Linked DNA regions of Homo sapiens: region 1 is linked to region 2. A link is an interaction called in ENCODE POLR2A ChIA-PET data of the cell type or tissue named here. Cell type or tissue: PC-9. All regions are shown on one strand. Links, peaks and the distances in the headings refer to the core of each region. The heading gives the core; the rest is flanking DNA.

Evidence for each region. Peaks named below come from ENCODE experiments on the same cell type or tissue, not always from the same donor. Only the 100,000 strongest peaks of a DNase experiment are listed, where the experiment ranks them.
Region 1: POLR2A ChIA-PET joins it to region 2 with 5 read pairs; 2 of 35 experiments call an interaction of 5 or more read pairs at or near these places.

Annotation. Positions count from the first base shown.
Region 1 is chr1:213,479,876-213,489,384 of GRCh38, reverse strand. It overlaps a transcript of RPS6KC1 not described here. Among named protein-coding and RNA genes, the nearest start is that of RPS6KC1, 430 kb to the right of the region's middle. In PC-9, for the core only: no CTCF peak of the experiment used is centred there; a DNase peak (open chromatin) is centred at 4,844.
Region 2 is chr1:213,196,854-213,206,362 of GRCh38, reverse strand. All of the region lies in intron 8 of RPS6KC1 (ribosomal protein S6 kinase C1), which reads right to left. Among named protein-coding and RNA genes, the nearest start is that of RPS6KC1, 150 kb to the right of the region's middle. In PC-9, for the core only: no CTCF peak of the experiment used is centred there; no DNase peak of the experiment used is centred there.

The sequences.
Region 1 (9,509 bases), core at 624-8,623, 280 kb before region 2:
ACAACCCCCACTCCCATTGGATACTCCCTCCTACTGGCTTTCCTGCCATTCACTTCCCATCCAGCCCACCTGGGCCCTCCCTGGGAATCTCCTTCACACCTAGGGTACCAACTCTTCACACCCAGAAAGACGCTCAAAATTCTCCTTCTTCCCAGCAGCCCTCCTTAAGCAACTGTACTCAGGTCTGATCACTCCCTCTGACATGTCCTGCCAAATTAGGAAGCTTATTTCCCACTGCATTATTCTACCAGGGGACTTCTTGAGATTTTTTTTCTTGCATGTATGTATGTTCCAGCTCCCCGACTAGAGCTCAGGATCCCTAAAAGCATAAACTTCCACATCCTCCAATACCTTCTTGCAAATAGCATTATAACAGGTGTGATCATGTTAAGGGGAAAAGAGAACATAAACCCATCTGCTCTTTACTTCAGATTTAATTTGGGGACAATTATATGAATCACCAAAAGATACACTCCAGTGTTACACTTTTCTAGAGTATGTCAGTATTTGCTTACCAATTTATTTGGACAGTTCACAAGGCAGAGCGCTCTAAGGCGAGTAAAGTGTTAGCAGCCACAGCCAAACTCAACCATTTCAAATAAAGATTGGAATCTTTGGAAAGATCTTATGTCAGTTTGGGACAAATGGGATTCCCAATTCCAGAATTAGTTTTTAGTTGCAGTTTTGCAGGAAATGAAATATTCTTAGAGTTCAGACTCCAACCACAATGTCCAGGTGCTTAGCAATTCGCATATTTACTGCTTCAGTTCCCTGGGGTTTAGGGTCAATCTACTCTAGAGGACATTTGGGTCTTTTATTTTCTTGTGAAAGTCCACTCTTTAATCTCAAAGTTGCCAAAATCTGCTGGGCATGAAGAAACAGACGCTATGACAGACAGCCCACCAACACTACCAAATAAAACCCTGCTGCCACCTCCTGCCAGTGGGAAGCCTAGGAGAAGGGTTGGATATCTGTCAGTAACTCCCAGCAGGATGCTTTTTGCTTTTTTGGACATAGCTGAACCTCTAGGAGGCAAATACCTGTGTTCCCATAACAGTTTATAATGGTCCTGTTGTAGCATGTTACATACACTATGTTGTAGACAGTTCAGCTACATTGTGTTGTTAATACAGCCATCCATTGCCAGCTACATGCCAGGTACTATGCATGAGCTAAGGATGGTGAATGATGGTGAACAGCTGCATGGCACCCCTGACTTAGGGAGCTTGGCTTTTGCCAAGGAGATAGGGATTGTTTAGGTGACCATAGTGTGAAGAGTGTTATAGAAGAAAGATATAGGTGCTATGAGCATACACAGAGAGAGAAACTGGTCTAGGGAAGGAATCAAGAAGGCCACCTGGAGTACATGATTCTTAAATGGAAACCTAAGGATTAATAGAATGTAATCAAAGGAATGGGGAGGGAGACAGTATTAGAGACAGCATCATCAAAGACCAATAGCCAGAGGCTAGAGGGAGAAGGGCAGCAGAATGAATGGAGAGAAGGCAAGCATGTGTAGATAAGGTAGGAAAGGTAATAATAATAACATCATATTCTTACCACATTCCTGATACAATTCTAGGTGCTTTGCTTGTCTTGTTTCATGGAATCAATAACCTTAGATACCCTGAGCATCCCCATATGACTCATGAAGAAACTGGGAGCCCAGAGAGGATACAACTCTTACCCAGGACCCCCTTGCACAAAGTAGCAGAACCAGGATTTAAACCCACGCAGCCTGATTCCAGATGAATTAACCACTATGCCCCCCTGTAAGGGCTCATACTGAGCAGGGCCTTGTAGGATTTTGTCCTAAGAGGATTGAGAAGGAATTGAAGAGTTGTGAGCTAAGAAATGGCATCATCATTCTTGGGCCTTAAAAAAAAAAATCACTCAGGCTGCTATTTTAAGAATGGATTGGAAGGCAACAAAAATGAGTTTGGGAAGACCACGGAGAAAACTATTGTAGTTAGTTTGTATTTATTTATTGAGACAGGGTCTCACTTTGTCACCCAGGCTGGAGTGCAGGAGTATGATGTGGGCTCACTGCAGCCTTAACCTCCTGGACTCAAGCAATTTTCCTACCTCAGCCCCCCAGGTAGCTGGGACTACCAACGTGGGCCACCACACCCAGCTAATTTTTTTGTAGAGACAGGGATTCGCCATGTTGCCCAGGTTGCTCTCAAATTCCTGAGCTCAAGTGATCTACCCGCCTTGGCCTCCCAAAGTGCTAGGATTACAGTCATGAGCCACCATGCCTGGCCTATTGTAGTTATTCTAAGGAGAGACAACAGTGGCTCAGACCAGGTGGAAGCAGTGGTGATGGATCAAAGTAGATGGGCCCAAAAGATGTTCAGGTGTTCAAGGTGCTGCAAATTTCAGGACTGATTGACCAGATGTAGCTAGAAGGCAGGGATGACCACTCAGCTAGATGTTCTATTATACCTTAGAACTTCCAACAGTTCTATATAATTATCCAATTTCAAGGCCAGAGAGCTGTAAATGGTGAAGACAGGGTTTGAACACAGAATCTGAAACTTTTATATATAGGCCTATGTTTCTCACGCTTTGTAAGCTGGGCCCGTATCTTGACTACCTTGTATTCCCAGCCCACGGGCCCATGCCTGGTACATGGCAGCAGCTCAATACATTGTTTAATTAAGGAGCAGGAAGAAAGGAGTCTATGGCTCCAGCTCCATCCTGACATGGCCTCTTATGATGTCATCACACAGTGGGCATGTCTCACTGTCCCCAACACCACCAGGCTTAATGAACACAGTATCTTCTGTTCTTGAATATAGTATCTTGATGAACAGAGAGGTTCACCCAAAAGTACTCAAACATCACCTTTCTTTGCCTGTCAGGTCCCAGCTGCTGACACCTGCTCTCTGGCCCTCTCTTACCTGACCATCCAGAGTCCTATGTGTGTACTTTAAAGCCTCATTGGTCCCTTAGGTAATAAAAAAAATAAAAAAATAAAATCAAGCCAAATTAAACTGGGAAGCTCAGGTATTTAAGTTTCTCCAAAGTCTTAATAAATTTTACAAATATTTAACAAGCAAATTAATTTATGTAAAGATCTGTACATATTTGATAAACTTGAACCAATTTAATAAATCCTGTCTTGTTTTAATAAATGCTGGATTAGGGTTAGACTTCCTACAAACAGTAAATACATAAAGAAAATATTTGTTATATGTGTATATATGTATTTTACCTGCCTTTTCAAAGATCAAGAAAAGATTATCTTTGCCAAAAGGACTTGAAACCACTGTGTTGTGTGCGTGCCTGCTGGGAAGGAGAGAGGAGAGTGAACTCATGCATGTTTAGACTATCAAGCTGATGATTACTTCATGGACAAGATGGTGGCCCAGAAACAGCAGCAAGGGCCTCAGCTGCATGAAACTTCTCTAGCAGAGGAAGCAGAAGGGTGAGAGCAAGAGTATCCAGAGTGCCTATGCTCTCTTTTTGTAAATGACAAATGACTCTGCCACACATTTTTTTCTTCCTGCACTGCTTCATGTATTATCTGACCAATAAAATCCTATCACAAAATCCTACTCATTTTTCAAGGCTTAGCACACACATCTGCTATTGTGTGAAAGCTTCCTTAGCCTCTTCTCCAGCGGCTAGCAGAGTTGCTGCCCTAGACTCTGATAGCACCCCATGAACATCTACAGGATAGCACTTATCCTGCTGTCTTGTAGTTAGTGGTGTGCAAGTCTGTCTCCTCACAGCACTGAGTTCCTTCATGGTGCCATCAGCAGCAACTTGCATTCTTTCAACAAATACTTGAGCAAAAATGTGTTTTAGGTAATACACTAGATAATGCTGATGGACTGTAGAGGAAATGATGAAAATATGGTTCTTCCCTTTGTGATGCTTGCATTCTAGCTGGGTACAGCAGACATTTTTGGTGTCCCATCAATATCCTTTCAGCATTTACCTCCATAGAAAGAAAGGATTGGGGGTGGCAGGTTAGGGGTGGGAGAGTATACTCTTAGCATATGCAGGGCAAGCAGAAGTGCCACAGAATTACTGTTCCCCAAAGCCGTCCTCAATCAATGATGGATAGAGAGTTGGTAGATAAATCCCACAACTTCCTCACTCATTGGTTGGGAGAACACTGTGGTGTGTTCTGAGCCATTTTCCAGAGTTCCCCAGCAGGATTGAGCTTATAATTGCCCAGAATAGTATCTGGTTTGAAAATATTCCCTTAGGCCAGTCACAGCGGCTCACACTTGTAAGCCCAGCACTTTGGGAGGCCAGGATGGGAGGATTGCTTGAGCCCAGGAGTTCAAGACCAGCTTGGGCAACTTAGTGGGACCCTGTCTCTACAAAAAATAAAAAACAAATTAGCTTGGCATGGTGGTGTGTGCCTATAGTCCCAGCTACTTGGGAGGCTGAAATAGGAAGATGACTTAAGCCTAGGAAGTGGAGGTTGCAGTGAGCCAAGATTGGGCCACTGCATTCCAGCCTGGGTCACAGAATAAGATCCTGTCTCAAAACAAAAGAAAAAAGAAAATATTCCCTTAATAGGCTTCCTTATCTTTCCTAGCTCACTTCTCCATTTGCTGTCACAGTTTCCTGGGATCATCTCCCAAGAAAAGCTATTTGCAATTGAATCCTTTCTTCAGGATCTGCTTCTGAGCAAACCTAAACCAAGACACTGGAGGACAAAGAATTAACTTAGAAGGTACATGACACCCACCTCTTGACATTCACACCCTTGTGTAACCCTCATTCCTTTAATGTGGGTTGATTGACTAACTTGTTCCTAGTGAATAGAGTATAACGTATCTGGTGGATATCACTTTCAAAATGAGGCAATGAAAAGACAGTGATTTACATCAGGGGTGCTCGCTCTCTCACCTTCTCTAGGGAAAGCCATTTGTCATGTTGTGAAGCAACCCTGTGGACAGGTCCATGTGACAAGGAACTGAGGCTTGCCAACAACCACATAAACGAGCCTGGACACAGATCTTCTGAGACCTGCAAATAGCCAAGTGGGTGAGCATGGAAGAAGATCCTTCCCCATTAAAGCCTTCAGATGACTGTAGCCTAGCCAACACCATGATTGGAACCTTGTGAAAGATACTGAGCAGCACCTGGATTCCTGACCCAAAGGAGATAATAAATTTTGGTGTTTTCATCTGCTACATTTTGGGTAACTGGTTATGCAGTGATAGATAATAGAGGTAAAAATGACAGAATTCTAGGAAGATGGTGATAAAATTATATCATGGGTTGTCTTCCTTCTTAATTCTCTCCCTGAGGCCATTTAGTGTAAAATAAAATCTTGTTGACATTACTGAAAAATAAAGAGAGAGTCTCACCTATATGTTTGAAATTTTGGATTCTAGGAAGACAGCATTTTAAGAATAAGGAGGAAAGCTTGCCACTGGCCTATCCCCTCTACACCTGGAAGGGACCCTCCTTCTATGTCAGATTTTTAGAGCCCCTGCTCACAGTCTCACCACACCTGAGGAAAGCCTTAGACTCTATCAGGCAAACAATTTTAGAAAAAGGGACTGTTCACTCCAAAGGAGAAGTTTCCAAAACCGCCTAGCTTCCCTATGGGACTTTGTTTGAAGCCAATAACTCCACTGCTGCCTTCTCATCAGGAGTCACTCTTTATGCTAGGAGCTGCATCCACTGTAGGCACAATGGCTGCAGAGATGCTAACAGGAGCCAGGAGCTTTTCTGATAGCCTACAACTTACATGAAATCTCTTGAAAGACACAAACTATCAAAGCTCACTCAAGAAGAAATAGAGCTTTCATATACTGCTGTTGGGAATACAAAACTGAAAACCCCTTTGAAAAAGTTTGGCAGTGTCTTACAAAGTTAAATATACACTTGCTATATGAATCATCAATTTCAAAACTTTGTACACACAATGGCTTGCACATAAATTTTCATAGCATTTTTATTATGTCCAAAACTTTGGGGGGGATGTCCATTAAGTGGTGAATAAATAAACAAATTGTGTTATATCCATAAAAAAGGAATAATACTCAGCCGTATTGTGTTACAGCTTGGCTGTGTCCCCACCCAAATCTCATCTCAAATTGTAGTTCCCATAATCCCCACGTCATGGGAGGGACCCAGTGGGTGGTAATTGAATCATGGGGGTGGTTACCCTCATGCTGTTCTCATGATAATGAGTTCTCATGAGATCTGATGGTTTCATAAGGGGCTTTTTCCCCTTTTGCTCAGCACTTCTCCCTCCTGCTGCCTTATGAAGAAGGATATGTTTGCTTCCCCTTCCACCATGATTGTAACTTTAACAATTAAAAAGGTACTTTTAAAATTTTGCTTAAAATGTATATAATAAAGACTCTCACTAGTAGAATACAACTCAGATGCTAAAATTCCAAATCACTTTGTGTAGGTATGGAGAACAACAACAAAGAGATATCATTCCAACAAAAGTTAGGAAAATGGAAAGATGGACACTAAAATACATAATAAACAGAAGAACAATAGAAGACAGGAACACCACCAGACATAACACTTATCTCAAAAAACACAAGGTGGTTGTTTACATTTCCTTATTAAAAAACAAAGGTCACTTTGGGAGGCCGAGGCGGGCAGATCACGATGTCAAGAGATCGAGACCACCCTGGCCAACATGGTGAAACCCCATTTCTACTAAAAATACAAAAATTAGCTGGGCGTGGTGGTGCATGCCTGTAGTCCCAGCTACTCAGACAGCTGAGGCAGGAGAGTCGCTTGAGCCCAGGAGGTAGAGGCTGCAGTGAGCCGAGATCACGCCACTGCACTCCAGCCTGGCAACAGAGCAAGACTCCATCTCAAAAAAAAAAAAAAAAAAAAAAAAAAACCTCAAGTTAGGTTGAAAAAAAATGAAGCCAATGCTAAATATAAGCTCCTTACAAAATACATACTCAAAATAAAATGACAAAAAAGAAAATGTTTAAACTTTTTACTCCAAATACAGAATGTTATAAGTTTAATTAAGTTTAAAAAGATTTACACACCAAAACAAATAAGCATCTCCATGGGCCAAAAGGAGAATTAAAAAATGACTGTAAAGGCAGATAAAAGAGATGGAAACCAAAATGAAACAAAATTTTATACTTTACCAAACCAAGAAGAGCATCAAAAGAGAGGAAAAATAAATGATAAACAAAAATAAAGCAAGATGGTTGTATTAGTCTCTTCTTCACTGCTATGAAGAAATACTTGAGACTGGGTAATATATAAAGAAAAGAGTTTTAATTGTCTCATGGTTCTGCAGACTGTACAGGAAGCATGGTGCCAGCATTCACTTCGCTTCTGGGGAGGATTCAGGGAGTTTTTACTCATGGCAGAAGGTGAAGCAGGAGCAGGTGTCTCACATGGTGAGAACAGGAGCGAGTGAGAGGGAAGGAGGTGCACATACTTTTAAACAGCCAGATCTCACGATAACTCACTTGCCATCACAAGGACAGCACCACAAGGATGGTGCCAAACCATTCATGAGAAATCCACCCCCATGATCCAACCACCTCCCACCAGGCCCCACCTGCAATACGGATTACAATTCAACATGAAATTTGACTGAGGACAAACTATTTCACTGGTAAATATAATTTATAATTTATGTATAATCATAGCACATTCTTAGTCTATTAAAAGACAGAAATCTCAAACTGGATTTTAAAAATTAGCAACAGCAACAAAATCGGCTATGATTCTACTTAAAAGATCTAGACCCAAACTAAAATAACATGTTTCAAAAAAACAGGAGATAAAGATATACTAGACAAATACCAAAATCAAGCTGACTTAGCACTAATGCCCTCAGGTGAAATAAAATTTTAGGTGAAAAACCTTAATAGGGCCAATAAAGAACACCCAACATATTGAAATAAGAACAATACATAAATTAAATATAACAGCCATGATTCCTGAGTAAAGGGCCTAAGACTCATGAAACGAGTCATGGTCCACCTCCTTTAAAATTTGTGTTTGAGAAGGACACTTCACTTTGGCACACAATGTCTATTTTACATTCCTGCATCAACAAAAATTTCAATGTAAATATCTCATTACAATTCAAAGAGCCTTGTTTCCACCTAGATTTTCTTGTCTTTTCATGGGACATTTAAAATTGGCTGTGCTCTAGATAATAGTTTCAAAGAACTGACATCACATAAACTAGTTTTACCAAATCTTCAGGGACAGAAAATTTTACACAATTTGTTTAAATAAAAAACGGAATAAAGGAGAGTGCTTCCCATTCATCCTATTACATGAGACTAACATAGCGTTGATAATGCAAACAAGAAGTAACAGAACAAAAAAGAAAAATATAGACCAATCTCACAAATGAAATAGAAAACAAACGTAAAATTCAGCAAGTTGAATCCATCAGTATATAAAATTTTGTCACTGTCAAAGAAGGATCTGTCTCATAAATGCGTTGATTCAATATCAGACCTTTCTAATATAATACCCCATATGAATAGTTTAATGAAGAATAATATGCATAGTTATCTCAACACATACAGAATATGAATTTTATAACATTAAACACCATTCACAAAAGATTTTTAGCTATCTAGAAATAGAAAGGAATTCCCTTAACCTGATAAGAACCTATCTGCCAAAAAGGCTACTTACTGTATAATATGGAATAGTAGGAGATAGAATGGAGACTTTTTTTCCTGACTTTAATAGAAAAGCATCAAAAATTTTACTACAAAGTTTTACCATTAAAAGTGATATGTGCTGTAATTTTTGGTATATGACCTTTATCAGATCAAGAAAATTTCCTTTTAGTCCTTCCTTTATAATTGTATCCTGATATTAAGTCTTAGCCAAAGCAATAAGACAAGAATGAAACAAAATTGTCATTATTTGCAGATAAACTATTAGAACTGATAAGTACATCAAGATTGCTAGGTGTATGATAAGCACACAAAAATCAATAGCGTTTGACCACAAGTGATAACCAATTGGAAAATGTAACCAAAAACAAGACAGAATTCACAATTGCATCAAAAATGCACAGAATCTTAACAACAGGTCACTACCAAAGTGAATCTAACAAACCACATGTAAAACTTTAGGGGGAGAAATACATAAAGCATTATTAAAGAACATAAAAATAAAACTGGAATAAATGATGAGAGATCATGACCACGATCATGGAGAGGAAAACTAAATATCAGAAAATGCTCCTCTTCAAATTATTCTTTAAATTCAATGTAATTCCAATCAAAATGCCAACAGAATGTTTCCTGGAAATTTAAACACTATTCTAAAATTTATGCAGGACAATGAATGTCCACAAATGAGTAAGATATTTCAGAAAAAGAACAAAGAAGATTCCTCTATGAAAAATCAAAATTCTTTATAAAATTGTGGCTTAACAATAAAAGGCAGTATGTTATTGGCAGAGAAACAGACAAATCAATGGAATAAATTAGGAACACCAGAAACATACCCAATTTACAGGGTACCTTTGTATAAAATAGAGGAGGCATAAAAATTAGTAGAGA
Region 2 (9,509 bases), core at 798-8,797:
AAAGGCCCTGAAGCTGAAGAGCCATTTAATGGGGCACTGTAGATAGACCACAAGATCTGTAATGCACTGGGTCAGATAACCTTAAAGCCCTTTCTAATCCTAAGATTATAAAACCCAAGCCCTAGGAGGTAAAAGGAAACTAGTCCTTTTATTTCAAAATTACTTAAAGGTTGTCCTATTATAAAAGTGTCCATACAATGCTATCTCTAAAAATGTTAGGAAACCGTGCTTTAAATACTAAGGGAATTTGAGCTCTTTGGAATAAAAACACCCACAAATCCAAATATAGTATTCAAATGCAAGTACAGAATGCACTGTATATACAAGTTGAGCATCTCAAATCTAAAAATCCAAAATCCAAAATGTTCTAAAATCTAAAACTTTTTGAGCACCAACATGATGTTCAAAGGAAATGCTCATCGGAGCATTTCAGATTTGGGATTTTTGGATTTGGGATGCTCAACTGGTAAATATAATGCAAATATTCCAAAATAAAGAGAAAACACACCAAAATCTGAAACACTTCTGGTCCCAAGCATTTCGAATAAGAGATATTTAACTTGTATACTCTTAACTTTAAATAATATATACATTTAACTGATAGGGATACAGAATAAAATATCAAAGCATTGAATTGAAGAAAAATAACTATAATTTATGTCAAAAATATATGGTTGCATCTTATTTTCAAAATAAGTATATTAGATGAAGTCCTTAAGATGATATCATTAATTATAATCAAATACTATGCTGATTCTATATATAAAACCTATGGGACTGCTACATTCTTTTGAAATATATATATATATATATATCTATATATATAAATGAGTTTGTTGTTATTAACATTATCTGCATAATCTGGTGGTATAAGTAACTATTCCTTAGGTTCTTGGTCGTTCTTAAAGCTTTGATTAAGAGGGCTACTTCCCACCATCCACATCATAGTGACTCAAACTGCTTCATGCATTACCTTATCACTTTCTTCACATCACAATGACTGATGTTCCATGGGACTCTTAAAAGCATGACTTATCTTTATCTAGCTTGCTGTCCTTCCAGAATCCCAATATGTAACAATTGTCTTCAGCAGAACATCTCAAGTGTCTCACCATGGCTGTGTACTAATGAATCAGTAGAGTAGATTAAAAAGTAGAAAGTACATTGTGATAGCAACTTTCTTTTGGTGATACTCAAACAGACAGGTAAAAATTTAATGGATTAAGCAAGGTATACAACACAATTCTACTTAGAGCATGGATCCAAAGAGATGTATCTGATACTATAACATACCATAAGCAGCCTGGGAGTAGTACAATGCTCACAATGCCCAAAAATACTTTGGCCACTAATCAAAATGAGATGTATTCATGTGCTAAATGCTAGGGTACTTTTAAAACAACCAAACTGATTTAAGTCCATTATAAAAAGTGAGGCCAGGCATTGTGGTTTATGCTTGTAATCCCAGCACTTTGGGAAGCCAAGTGGAAGAATCTCCTTGAGCCCAGGAGACTGAGACTACCCTGGACAACAAAGCGAGATGCCATCTCTACAAAAAATAAAATTAAAAAATTAGCCAGGCATGCTGGCATACACCTGTGGTCCTGGCTACACAGGAGGCTGAAGTAGAAGGATTCCTTGAGCCCAAGACGTCGGGACTGCAGTAAGCCGTAATCATACCACTACACTCCAGCCTGGGTGACAGAGTGATATCCTGCCTCAAAAAAAAAAAAAAAAAAAAAGTGACAATTAAATTAGAAATTGTTTAATGGCAAATTATTTAAAAATGTTTTCCTTACAGCACGTGCAGATTTAGGCTGCTATAAGTGAGAGTTTAGAGGTATTTATATTGTCTATTCCAGCATACTCTAATACTAAAATGAGATTTTTCAGGAATACCAACATGGAAAACAAACTTTATTGTACTACAAATAAAGGATACAAAAAGTTATCTTTCTGGTTATTAAAAAGAAACTAATTAATAGCATCAAAGGCAAACCATAAAGGAAAATCATAAAAAGATAAAAGAAATTGACATTATACATATACTTGGATGTATGATGGGAAAGTGTGCAAATAGGAAGGTGTCTAACTCTCCAATCGAGTATTAAAATTCAACAAAAGTCAATTCAACACATATTTACTGAATGCCTGCTATGTACACACAGATATCAGACATAAAGAAAAACCATGAACACAGCAGATAGGGTCTGTGCTCTACAAGAGCTGAAAGTTTAGCATGGAGGAGAGGCAATTAAAAACAGTTTAAGAAGTACTATGCTGAAGAATTACAGGTGCAACTGGAACAAAGAAGAGGGGTGTCTAATTCAGACATGGACCATCAGGAAACTTCTGGAGGACTGGAAAATGGCGGAAGAATAGGAGCTTCCAGCAGACACACATTCATTCTCAAACTTATTTGAGACCATGCTCTCAGAAATACTTCCGGGATGGGAAAGGTAGAAAAGGACATCCCGCTAATTAACAGGTAAAAGCTACCAAGTCTTTATAATTTATATGTTAATGTCATTATGACCTTATGTGAAAACACAGGCTAATGGGGCCCTTAACAGTGTATATATGTGCAGAAAGAAGACAGCAGGAGTATAAATCAAAATGTAAAAATAATTCTCAGTAGGTAGCAGGGTTATAGGTGAATTATACCTTTTTTTAGCTTATTGTTTGATTTTTCTATAATGAACATGTAAGAAACAGAAAATTTTTGTCTTGAAGGAAAATACCCCTGTATATTCAAGACAAAAGTTTACATATTCTTATAAAAAGAGCTTCTGAAAATTCAGTAAGAACATATAAACCTCTAATAAAAAAATTTAGGAAAAGGACTTAAAACAGGCATTTCATAAAAGAAGAAACACAGTCAATAAAAAATTTTAAAAATATATCCTATTAACAATTAAAATTGCACATTAAAATGACAGTGAAATCCAAATTTTCATCAGCAAATGGCAGATGTTGTCAGTAAGGATACGAGGAAGTAAACCTTCTCACATACAGGTTGAGCATCCCAAATCTGAAAATGCAAAATCCAAAATGCTCCAAAATCGGAAACTTTTTGAGAACTGACATGACACTCAAAGGAAATGCTCATTGTAGCATTTCAAATTTCAAATTTTTGGATTTGGAATTCTCAACCAGTAAATATATATAATACAAATATCCCCAAGTCTGAAAAACTTCAAAATCTGAAACACCTCTGGTCCCAAGCATCTCAGATAAAGGAAACTCAATCTGTACTACTAGTAGGAGTTTAAAACACTGTAATATTTCTGGAGAGTTTAAAATGTGCATATATACTGTTTGACCCATAATCTCCAACTCTGAAAAAATATACTAAAGAAAACATAAGATGACTGACCTCTAAGAATATTCATCACAGGCAGAAAAAAAGAGGAAAACAACCTAAAGAGAACGAATTAAATAAACCACAGTACATAGTAGAAAACTATGAGACCATTAAAGAGCATTTAGAATAGCGTAATAATGTTATATGTTTCCCATTTTTAATTTTTTAATCAATAAATACAATCATAATTAAAATATTTTTGTCTTTTAAAATGGTTTGAAAGCATCGAGGTATTTATAAAACACACAATGATGGTGTCTAGTAAGGATAAAATAAGACCCTAACTCAGCCATTCAATTAACCCTATTTGTCACTGTAGGGGGTTTTGACTGATGTCTTTTTTGGTTTGTTTTTTGTTTTTGTTTGTTGGTTTGTTTTTTGTTTTTGAGACTGAGTCTCACTCTATCGCCCAGGTTTGAGTGCAGTGGGGCGATCTTGGCTCACTACAGCCTCCACCTCCTGAGTTCAAGTGATTCTCCTGCCTCAGACTCCCAAGTAGCTGGGATTACAGGCACCCGCCACCACACCTGGCTAATTTCTGGATATTTAGTAGAGACAGGGTTGCACTATGTTGGCCAGGATGGTCTTGAACTCCTGATCTCAAAAGTGATCCACCTGCCTCAGTCTCCCAAAGTGCTGGGATTACAGGAATGAGCCACCACGCCCAGCTGCTGTAGTTTTTTTAAATGCTATTATTCATATTGTAAATTCATTAATTAGGGCACACTGATTTTTTAAAGGAAGTTTAATGAATAATGATACTGTAATACAGTAAGTTGAGAAGGAATATAAATGTTATAATAATCAAAGAAATTCAGTTCTGAATAATGATAAAGAGCTATAGTTTTGGAAAGAGACCTGAGTTTAAACCCTTGATCTGTAACTTAGTGTGTTTATACAAAACACTTAAGCTCTCTGGCTTCAGGTTTTTTATCTGCAAACTGTCTGAGAGCATTAAATAATTTATGTAGAGAGCTTAGAATTCTGCATGGTGTACACATAATATGTAATCCTAAGACTTTGACCCCAAGCAAACTAAAAACCACCTAGAAACACAGTGGTCTGTCCCACATCTGGAATAGCTAGCCAGCTGTCTGGGACACTCAGCTCAAAATTTCTCCTGTATCTCTTAAAATTTTAACATCAACTATAGTATCACAATTTTAGATGAAGGCACACTATTGAAGGTACCACATGCCTTTCACCAAACATGGCAGTGACTGTATTGATTTTTCTCCTTTTAAACAGACTTCATTTTTTAGAACAATTTTAGATTCATACAAATGGTGAGCAGAAAATAAAAAGTTCCTTTGGCCTCAAACACACACAACCTCCGCAACTAAGAACATTCTGTACCAGAGTGGCACATGTGTTGCAACTGATGAACCTACACCAATGACTCATTATCATCTGGAGTACACAGTTTCTATTAGGGTTCTATCTTGCTGTAGTATGTTCTATAGATTTGGACAATCCACCATTCTAGTATACAGAATAGTTACACTGCCCTAAAAATCCTCTGCACTCCACCACTCATCCCTACCTCCTGCCCAATATCTGGTAACCACTAACCTTTTTACTGTCTCCATGGGTTTGCCTTTTCCAGAAGTCATACAATTGGAATTATATAATATAAAGCTTCTTCATGTTGTCATCTTTCAATTAGTAATATGCATTTAAGGTTTCTCCATGTCTTAAGGCTTGATAGGTATTTCTTTTTTACCAGTGAGTAACATTCCATTGTCTAAATGTACCACAGTTGATTTACCCATTCACCTAGTGAAGAACAACTTGGTTGTTTCCACATTTTGGCAATTATGAATAAAGTGGCTATAAACATCCTTGTGCAGGATACTGTATGAACATAAGTTTGTTTTTTTAAAGTTCAGGGGTACATGTGCAGGTTTGTTACATAGGCAAACTTGTGTCAAGGGGGTCTGTTGTACAGATTATTTCATCACTCAGGTATTAAGCCTAGTGCCCATTAGTTATTTTTCCTGAACCTATTCTTCCTCCCACCCGCCACCCTCTGACAGGCCCCAGTGTCTGTAGTTCCTCTCTATGTGTCTGAGTGTTCTCATCATTTAGCTCCCACTTGTAAGTAGGAACATGCGGTATGTGGTCTCCTGTTCCTGCATAAGATTGTTGGCTGCATGTATGTCTTCTTTTAAAAAGTGTCTGTTCATGTCCTTTGCCCACTTTTCAATGGGGCTGTTTTTTTCTTCTTGTAAATTTAAGTTCCTTATAGATGCTGGATATTAGACCTTCGTTGGATGCATAGTTTCCAAAATTTTCTCCCATTCTGTTTGTTGATAGTTTCTTTTGCTGTGCAGTTTAAAGTTTGCTCTTTAGTTTAAATAGATCCCATTTGTCAATTTTTGTTTTTTGCCATTGCTTTTGGCATCTTTGACATAAAATCATTGCCAGTGCCTATGTCCTTAATGGTATTACCTAGGTTGTCTTCAAGGGTTTTTATAGTTTTGTATTTTACATTTTAGTCTTTAATTCATCTTGAGTTAATTTTTGAAAATGGTGTAAGGAAGGAGTCTAGTTTCTGTCTTCTGCATGTGGCTAGCCAGTTATCCCAGCACCATTTACTGAATAGGGAATCCTTTCCCCATTGCTTGTTTTTGTCAGGTCTGTCAAAGATCAGATAGTTGTGGGTATGCAGTCTTATTTCTGGGTTCTCTATTCTGTTCCATTGGTCTATGTATCTGTTTTTATGCCAGTATCATGCTGTTTTGGTTACTGTAGCCTTGTAGTATACTTTGAAGTCATGTAGCATGATGCCTACAGCTTTGTTCTTTTTGCTTAGGATTACCTTAGCTATTCAGGTTCCTTTTTGGTTCCATATGAATTTTAAAATAGTTTTTTCTAGTTCTGTGAAGAATCTCAATGGTAGTTTAATAGAAATAGCATTATCTATAAACTGCTTTGGGCAGTATGGCCATTTTAACAATATTGATTCTTCCTATCCATGAGCATGGAATGTTTTCCCATTTGTTTGCATCACCTCTGATTTATTTGAGCAATGGCTTACAGTTCTCCTTGTAGAGATCTTTCACCTCCCTAGTTAGCTTTATCCCTAGGTATTTTATTCTTTTTGTGGGAATTATGAATGGGATTACATTCTGGATTTGGCTCGTGGCTTGACTGTTGTTGGTGTATAGGAATGCTAGTGATTTTTGCACATTGATTTTGTATCCTGCAACTTTGCTGAAGTTGTTTATTGGCTTAAGAAGCTTTTGGGCTGAGACTATGGGGTTTTCTAGATATAGCACTGTGCAAACAGGGATAATTTGACTCCCTTCCTATTTGAATGCCCTTTATTTCTTTCTCTTGCCTGATTACCCTGGCCAAGACTTCCAATACTATGTTGAATAAGAGTGGCAAGGGAGGGCATCCTTGTCTTGTGCCAGTTTTCAAGGGAAATGCTTCCAGCTATTGCCCATTCAGGACGAGGTTGGCTGTGAGTTTGTCATGGATGGCTCGTATTATTTTGAGGTATTTCCTTCAATACCTAGTTTATTGAGAGTTTTTAGCCTGAGGAAATGTTGAATTTTATCAAAAGCATTTTCTGCATGTATTGAGATAACCATGTGGTTTTTGTCCTTTAGTTCTGTTTATGTGATGAATCAATCATGTTTATTCATTTGCATATGTTGAACCAACCTTATATCCCAGGGATAAAGCCTACTTGATCGTGGTGGATAAGCTTTTTAATGTGGTGCTGGATTCAATTTGCCAGTATTTTGTTGAGGAATTTGCCTTGATATTCATCAAAAATAATGGCCTGAAGTTTTCCTTTTTTGTTGTATCTCTGCCAGGTTTTGGTATAAGGGTGATACTGACCTCATAAAATGAGTTACAAAAGAGTCCCTCCTCCTCAATTTTGTGGAATAGTTTCAGTGGGAATGATACCAGCTCTTCTTTGTACATCTGTAGAATTTAGCTGTGAATCCATCTGGTCCTGGGCTTTTTTTGATGGGGAGGTGTGGTAGGCTATTTATTACAGCCTCAATTTCAGGACCTGTTACTGGTCTGTTCATGGATTCAACTTCTTCCTGGTTCAGTCTTGGGTGGATGTATGTTGAGGGGACTGAAGTTTTAATTTTATTTGGGTAAATTTAAAAACTGGTAATAGAATAATGCTGGCCTCATATAATGAGTTAGAAGTATTCCCTCTACTTCTGTCTTCTAGAAGAGATTGCAGATAACTGATATAATTTATTCTGTAAACATTTGGTAAAATTCAACAGTAAAACCATCTGGTCCTGGTGCTTTCTATTTTGGAAGGTTATTAATTATTGATTCAGTTTCTTGAAAATATACATACTTACTCAGTAGTCTATTCTTCCCATTTGAGTTTTGACATTTTGTATCTTTTCTTCCTTCCTCCCTCCTACTCTCTCTGGCATTCCTGAGGAAGAAGAGAAATCTAAAAGTTTGGAAAACTTATTTTAGGGAATAATCCAGGAAAACTTCCCCAGGCTTGCCAGAGATCTAGACATCTAAACACAAGAAGCTCAAAGAACACCTGGGAAATTGGTTGCAAAAGATCATCACCTAAGGCACATAGTCATCAGGTTATCTAAAGTCAAGACAAAGGAAACAATATTAAGAGCTGTGAGGCAAAAGCATCAAGTAACCTATAAAAGAAAACCTATTTAGATTAAAAGCAGATAGTTCAGCAGAAATTCTATTAGCCAGAAGGAAATGGGGTTCTATCTTTAGCATTGTTGAACAAAATAATTATCAGCCAAGAATTCTGTATCCAGCAAAACTAAGCTTCATAAATGAAGGAGAGATAAAGTATTTTTCAGACAAAGAAATGCTGAGAGAACATGCCACTACCAAGCCAGCACTACAAGAAATGCTAAAAGTTCTAAATCTTAAAACAAAACATCGAAATACACCAAAATACAACCTTCTTAAAGCATACATCTCACAGGGCCTATAAAACCGTAACACAATGAAAAAAAAGGCCATGGTTTTCAGGCAACAACTAGCATCAGGAATAGAACAATACCTCATATCTCAATACTAACATCGACTGTAAATGGCCTAAATGCTCCATGTGAAAGATACAGAATGGCAGAATGAATAAAAATCCACCAAGTATCTGTTGTCTTCAAGAGACTCACCTAACACATACGGACGCACATAAATTTAAGGAAAAGGGATGGAAAAAGGTATTCCCTGCAAATGAAAGCCGAAAGTAAGCAGGAGTAACTACTTATATAGCAGACAAAACAGACAGATCATATACCTAGAAAACCCTAAAGACTCATCCAAAAAGTTCTTAGATCTGATAAATGAATTCAATAAAGTTTCAGGATATAAAATCAATGTACACAAACCAGCAGCACTTATACACCAACAGTGACCAAGCTGAGAATCAAATCAAGAACACAACACCTTTTGCAACGACTACAAAAAATACATACATACATACATACATACATACATACATACTTAGGAATACACCTAACCAAGGAGGTGAAAGATCTCTACAAGGAAAACTACAAAACACTGCTGAAAGAAATCACAGATGACACGAAAAAATGGAAACACATCCTATCCTGATGGACGGGTAGAATGAATATTGTGAATATGACCATATTGCCAAAAGCAATCTATAAATTCAGTGCAATTCCCACCAAAATGCCATAATCATTCTTCACAGAACTAGAAAAAAAGAGTCCTAAAATTCATATGGAACCAAAAAAGAGCTCACATAGCCAAAACAAGACTAAGCAAAGAGAATAAATCTGGAGGCATCACATTACCCAACTTCAAACTGTACTACAAGGCTATAGTTACCAAAACAGGATAATACTGGTATAAAAACAGGCATGTAGAGGCCGGGCACGGTGGCTCATGCCTGTAATCCCAACACTTTGGGAGGCTGAGGCGGGTGGATCGCCTGAGGTCAAGAGTTCAAGACCAGCCTGACCAACATGGAGAAATCCTGTCTCTACTAAAAATACAAAAACCAGCCAGGCATGGTGGCACATGCCCGTAATCCCAGCTACTCAGGAGGCTGAGGCAGAAGAATTGCTTGAACCCAGGAGGCGGAGGTTGCAGTGAGCCGAGATCGCGCCATTGCACCCCAGCCCGGGCAACGAGAGCAAAATTCCATCTC